2 separate regions of the Homo sapiens genome follow, and region 2 is linked to region 1. A link is a contact called in ENCODE Hi-C or POLR2A ChIA-PET data. All regions are on one chromosome and are shown on one strand. Each heading gives the region's core, a stretch centred on a gene start or an enhancer-like site at or near the end of the contact. The rest is flanking DNA. Distances are from core to core; before and after follow the strand shown. Region 1 holds the start of LINC02846 (long intergenic non-protein coding RNA 2846). Region 2 holds the start of PAXX (PAXX non-homologous end joining factor).

What was found. A loop is a pair of places that touch in the nucleus more often than their neighbours do. ChIA-PET counts read pairs that join two places held with the same protein, here RNA polymerase II (POLR2A). Pooled maps may share reads with other maps.
Region 2: a pooled map shows a loop between it and region 1 (4-fold over the local background). The contact joins the promoter of PAXX here to the promoter of LINC02846 in region 1. A Hi-C loop is called at or near these places in 1 of 168 maps with a recorded cell type or tissue (posterior vena cava) and 4 of 50 pooled maps. POLR2A ChIA-PET finds 5 or more read pairs at or near these places in 1 of 52 experiments (K562).

Annotation. Positions count from the first base shown.
Region 1 is chr9:136,107,569-136,110,685 of GRCh38, reverse strand. LINC02846 (long intergenic non-protein coding RNA 2846) reads left to right here and starts at 1,250. Exons shown (of 2, transcript NR_189286.1): 1 at 1,250-1,321; 2 at 1,867-2,837. RefSeq lists enhancers at 1-65, 1-151, 466-575, 152-763, 1,086-1,135 and 2 more and a silencer at 866-1,055.
Region 2 is chr9:136,990,915-136,994,031 of GRCh38, reverse strand. PAXX (PAXX non-homologous end joining factor) reads right to left here and starts at 1,610. Exons shown (of 7, transcript NM_183241.3): 1 at 1,470-1,610; 2 at 1,332-1,392; 3 at 1,058-1,107; 4 at 789-979; 5 at 621-689; 6 at 368-452; 7 at 56-266. The coding sequence starts at 1,588. The coding sequence ends at 227. RefSeq lists an enhancer at 875-1,417 and silencers at 1,375-1,754, 1,765-2,054.

The DNA.
Region 1 (3,117 bases), core at 1-2,500:
CTGTTGCTGAAAAGTGGAATCCAAGCTGAGGAGCCAGCAGAGGGCAGGCAGTGGCTGGAAGGGGGTGGTGCTGGGGATTTCAAGATCTAAGATGCTCGGTCAAGATGGGCCACGTGCTGTCCCATCCCCAGCACAGGGTGGCCTCGGAAGGCTGCCCCGTCAGAGCCCCCATGTGCAGCCTCCACAGGCAAAACCACCCCAAACGCACACACACAGGAATGTCCTCCACCTCCCGCCCCTCCGCAGGGGGCAGGACAGGACAGCAGGGGCTGAGGGGGAAGGTGCCCGGCTCCAAACACAGCCCCCAGCAGGAAGGACGGCAGGGCCAGGCGCGGCCCCCACTCCAGACCAGAGCATGACTCCCCCGGTGCCGCTGCGTCGATGGTGATATTGATGCTCCGTGATCTTGGAAGGGCCTGTCCCCTCCAGCGTGCGATCGGAGGAGGGCGCGGGCCCTGGCAGTGCTGTGAGTGCTGATTCAGCGTTTTCTGGGGGAGACAAACGTGCTTCGATCTGCAGAGGCCAGTGCGTTTCTCTTCTTCCTTATGGGTCTCCTTTGGAAAGGGCCCCTCTCTGCCCAGGCCCTCCCTGCAGGCCTCCGCTCATGCCCTCGGAGGCGGGGGCTGCCCTGCACCCAGCCCCGGTGAGCCGCACTTCCCATGCAGCAGGCTGCAGAGGCCGCAGTCCAGAAACACCCCCCACCCCACCGCCTGGCGCGCCTCCTGACGGTTCCCAAAAGAGAGAGCGCCCCGCCGCACCAGCATCCTTGCCCAGGCGGGGCCGTCCGGGTGCAGCTGATTCAGCGGCTCCTGGCCCGGCGCCCCTCCCCCAGCCCAGCTGGGCAGCGTGCCCGGGCATGCCGGCAGCTGTGTCACACGGGCTCTGGCAGGGCTGCTGTGGCGCGCACTGCGCCTGGGGGCGGGGTTGCAGGCTGCTGCGGCGGGCGGGCTGCCAGGCGCCCCCTCCCTGCGGGGCCGCTCCCCTTCCGTGCAGTCCTTGTATGGCCTCCTGCAGAGGAGAGGCCCCGTGGGAGGCGGAAGGCAGAGCTGGGTCTTGGTGCTCCTGGGCTACCGTCAGCCCCCAGGAAATAATCACATCCCAAAGCCCCGTCAGCGGATCCACCGCCACATCCAGAGTCTCCCCATAGCCCGGGTCGGGGCCGCGTTCCTCCATCTCAGGCCAGCCCTGCTGGGGCCACCTGCCGTCCTGACCTGGGCGGAGACTGGAAGGGGCAGGTGGGGCGGGGCCCAAGAGTCCTACCCGACTAATGGGGACAGCCGGAGCCAAGGGGCTCTCAGGGCAGCAGGAGGGCCATGCAGGGGTGAGCCACAGCCCCCAGGGCCCCTCCTGCCAGCTTCGCTGCGCCCATGAGCTTGGGTTTGCCTCTAGCTGAGGGCATGGGGCAGGCCTGGGGAGCCGGTAGGCGCTGACCCAGCGGTGACCCGGGCCCAGGGGAGGAGGGCGCCGGCTCTATTTGGGAAGGGGCTTCGTAAAGGGGCTTGGTTAATTTATGGGAGAACCTCGGTGTCCCCGCCCTGTGAGGGCTGTGGGCGTGGGGTAAATGCAGGGCGGGGAGGGGAGAGGGGTCAGGGCTGAGGAGGAGAAGCAGGGGCAGGAGGCAGGGCGGGGAGGGCAGAGGGGTCAGGGCTGAGGAGGAGAAGCAGGGGCAGGAGCGGTGAGGAAGAGGGGCATTTGGTCGAGGTTGGGTCAGGTAAGGACACGGTGGTAGGCAAAGGCCAGGGGGCAGGTGGGGTGCCTGGGAGGTCCGTGGTCAGAGGATGGGTGCTGGTGGGGCCTGGAGATGGCGGTGCTGCCTCCACCCTCCTGAGCCTGGAGGCCTGACAATTGCATCCGAAAAATCCACAGCCACCATCGTGTCAGCAGCACGTTGACCATGGCTCACGACATGGGGACGGGCATTCTTGCCGCTTCCTCAGAATATTAACGACGGTCCCAGCAGAATGCTGTATGAATATTCATATGGAGCTCAATCAAGCCTGGGCTGGCGGATGGCACAGGGAGAGGCGCCGTGACAGGCTGGGCCCGGGTCCCAGTGGGCACACCTTGGCAGGGTGTGGCCGTAAGTCTCCGCCAGCTCCAGCCAGGATCTGCCTCCCTCGGGATGGGACAGGCCTGGGCCTGTTGTATGGCCACAGGCAGAAGAGGCCGATGAGTGACATGACATCACCACTTAGTGACTGCCCTCGTCCTGGGAGCCCAGATGCTGGGGCGGGGCTCCTTCCTGAAAGACCCAGAGAAGTTCATCTCAGGTTTAATGGGGGCACTGCTGCCTCAGAAGCCAGGCAGTGGGTGGTGAGGTCCCTGTCCTCACTGGGGTCTGCAGCCGAGGAGGACTGGCCACCGAGGCCCAGGCCAGGCACAGGGATGCTGGGTGGCCATGGCCAGTCCTCCCGGGAGCCCCTAGCACCTTGGGCCTGCCCCCAGCTCTCACGCCGGGAGAGGTTTTTTCCCACTCCGGTGGCCGACGCCCTGGTGAAGGGATTCGCAGAACGGGAGCACATGGATTTCCAGTTCTTCCCAGCGGGCGCACGTAGGCCGGCACCCTCTCTCTCGTCTTTGGGCAGAACTCGAGTGCTGCTAGACCCTTGGCCCCGCTCACTGCGCTGGGCCGCACTGCACCCATTTCCTCCCAGCAAGGGCGGTCCCTGGACTCCTCTGACCTGAACTGCTTCCGAGTTTGCTTCTCAGAACCAAGAGGGGCTGGCTCTGCGCCCTGCCTACCTGTCCAGGGGTGGGGGCTGCCCTTTGAAGCTATCAATCTGGGTTTTAAGTGTGGATTCATTATTGACAACACCATGACGTTATGCTGACATGAATTATTTGTATGTTTTTCAAATTGTGCTGTGATAACCCTGGCTGTCTTCCTGCTCCCATAGTGGATAAAAGCGTCCGAAAGAATGCCGCCATCTCTCTTCTCCCCACAGCCTGGAGCTGGGCCAACCGGAACTCAGCCACCACCTGTGCTCGGTGCAGCCTGGTTTGACCCCCACCCTCCTCCACCTGGCTGGGGTGCGTGCCTGGCACATGTATGTGTGCACGTATGTGCGTGTGGGGGTGTGGCATTTGTGTGCCCAAGTGTTTTCTGCTGTCGTGTCT
Region 2 (3,117 bases), core at 361-2,860, 880 kb before region 1:
GTGTTCCCTGATCCCTTCCCAGGCCAGTGCCAGGAGTCAGAGCCCCACCAGAGCCTCCAACCAAGGGAGCTGTTTATTTGACAGGGAAGGAATTTGAGGAGCCGTGTTAGTCCTGGCCCAGGACAGGCAGGTGGAGGTGGTGGCGGGGGGTCTCTGATGGGGGCCTCAAAGACTGCCTCTCCCCTCATAGGCGGACTCCCCGCGGGGCCACGCTTGTGCTGCACCTTCAGGTCTCATCGAAGTCCACGCCACCAGCTGGTTTCTTACTGGGAGGGAAGAGGGGTGTCACTATGGCACTATGGTGTGGAGAAAGGGGTGGGGTCCAGGATTGGACCCTGGGCGCAGGAAGGGGGCTGTGGGAGGGTACCTCTTGAACCCGGGGTTGATGAGCGACTCTCCTGGACACCGCCTCCTGACTCCAGGTCCAGGGCCACCTCTCTGGGGATCTGGGTCTGGGGGAAAACAGGACAGGGGCAGCTCCTGAACCTGGCAGCATCCCAACCACAACCTTCTCCGAATAGATAGGCATTCTCTCTGGAGCGTGAGTCTTGTTTGGGGGGAAACTGAGTTCCAGGTTAAAGAGCACAGCCCTACTTGAGTCACAGGCGGACATGCCTTACCTGGTAAGAAGAGCTGAGGCCCTGCAGGCCGGGGGCTCTTCCTCGGGCTGACAGCTGTCTCTTCTGCAGCTGGGGAGGAAAGCCCATGGGAACCCCACTCAGTGCCAGGAGTGGGGGCAAGAGCAGGGGACCCCAGTGAAGGTATGAGGTGCCCACCCCCAATCCTACCTGCCAGTCGCCGCTCCAGGCTCCACACGCGTTTTGCCAGGCCCAGTGTCAGCGCCCGCAGCCTGGGGGCTGCCTCTGGGCCTGGTACCTTGGAGAGGTCAAAGGCCAGTGCCGAGGGCCCCCCTGAAAGCGTCAGGGATGCTCTGTCCTCCTGCAGAGTCAGAGCCACAGCTTGCTGCTCACAGGCTGCCCTGGGAGAGGAGAGGTGCGGAGAGCTGTGGCAGACCCTCCTCCTCCCCACCCGTCCTTCCTCCCTGCTTGGGTCTCACCTGAACCGGGGGGTGATGTCCTCAGCCGCACTCAGGCCAAAACGGGCTTTCTAGAGAGCACAGGGGCTTGTCACGAGCTGCCTGGAACCCGAGGCCCACTGGGGGCACCCGAAACCTGCCCGACCCCAGAGCCCTAGCCAATGGGAGGACTACAGCTACAGGGCGGGCAGAGGGTGTCAGAGCCTTCTGGGGAATCCCAGATGTCTGTCGCCCCATAGACGATCTGCACTGCAAGGAGGGGTGTGGCGGCTCCCAGACCCGCCCAGTTACCCACGAGGGCCGCCAGGCTGTCCGGCGTGAAGCAGGTGCTCCAAAGCTCCGCGGCGTCGGTCACGCTGGGGGAGAAGGCCTGTCAGGCGGGGCCGCCCGCGGAGCTCCCTGCACCCCTACCTCCCCGCGGACCCCCACTCACTAGAGGTTGAAGCCGCCGCGGTCCCCCTCCCCGCTTTCCTCCCCTTCGCAGTAGCACACGAAGCGGGGCGGCTCGGGGCCCGGCGGCAGCGTGCAGAGCGGCGGCGACAGCGGATCCATGGCGCCGGGCGAGCGGGAACCCGGCGGGGCGGGGCTTGGGCGCCGGGAGGGGCGGGGCTGTGCGGGCTCAGGGCTCCTGCGCGGAAGAACGACTTCCGGAGCCGGGTGCAGGCCAGTCGCGGGCTTAGGGAGCTTGCGCGGGGCGGAGTCTGGTTGGGGGCGGGGTCTGTGTGTGGAGGCGGGGTTAGGGGCGGGGTTATGAGGGTGGGGGGATTCGGGGCGGGGCTAAAGGCACAGGCCGGGCCGCGCGGACCCGGTACCCGCGCGGGCTTCAGGCGACTAGAGGCCGAGTTTAGTGCGCGGGGCGGGCCGGAGCAGGGCGTCCTGGGTCAGGGATCCAGAGGCCCTGCCCCCAGCGCTGGCCTCGCCGGTCGTGGGCTCCACGGCGCGATCCCGGGCTCTGGCCCTCGCGCCCGCGAGCAGCCCCACTCGAACCTCGCCCCCTCCCGCCCCCGCCCCGGCTCCAAGTCCAGCCGAGTCCAGGTTCCCTCCGTGGCTCTGCGGATACATCCTGGAGCCCCGCCCTTCCATCGTCTTCACACACAAACCGGAAGCTTCCTAACTCTAATCGTAAGAAGTTACGGTTGGTCCGGCAAGGTGACTCACGCCTGTAATCCCAGCACTTTGGGAGGCCGAGGCGGGCAGATTGCCTGAGGTCAGGAGTTCGAGACCAGTCTGGCCAACATGGTGAAACCCCGTCTCTACTAAAAATACAAAAAAATTAGCCAGGTGTGGTGGCGCACGCCTGTGAGGCAGGGGAATTGCTTGAACCAGGGAGGTGGAGGTTGCAGTGAGCCGAGATCGCGCCACTGCATTCCAGCCTGGGCAACAGAGCGAGACTCTGTCTCAAACAAACAAAAAAAGAAGTCACAGTACAGAGCGATCTCCAGGGAAGAAGGCTTCTGCGCTCTCTGTCCCGCGCATGGTATTCCTCCAGCTCCTCCTACGTGCCTGTTGTCCTAGGCCTGGATATCGATCAACAGACAAGGTCTCTGACTCCCTGGAGCTTCTAGGATCCAATAGGAGAGACACCACACTCTCAGGCAGGGCCAAGCGCCAGGAGAAACTGCAGCGGGTGCTATGAGGGCAGGAGGAAGAGGATGGCTCCCACCAGGGACAGGGAGATCCCAGGCGGAGGCCTGGCCACATAAATAATGGTTCTGTTCAAGGCTCGGCAAGAAGGCCAGGTTGGCAGCATGGTGCTGTGGGGAGGGCCAGTGGGTCTGTAAGCTACGCTTCCATATCGGAGTGCTCCCACAGCAAGCCTGCCTCACCTCCTCCTGCTTCCCAGTTCACTCCCAGTCCTGGCTCCTGCCCCCTGGGCCTCTGCACATGCTGCTGTTTCTGCCTGGCACATCCTTTCCCCAGACTCACATGCTTCCTTCAGGTCTTTACTCAAAAGTCACTTTAGTGAGACCTTCCCTGGTGTTGTTCTGACATTGCAGCATGCTGCCCAGCTCTCACATCCCTCTCTCCTGTCATTTCCCTATTTTTCACACTTCTCACTGTAGAAAGTACACTTTGGCTTG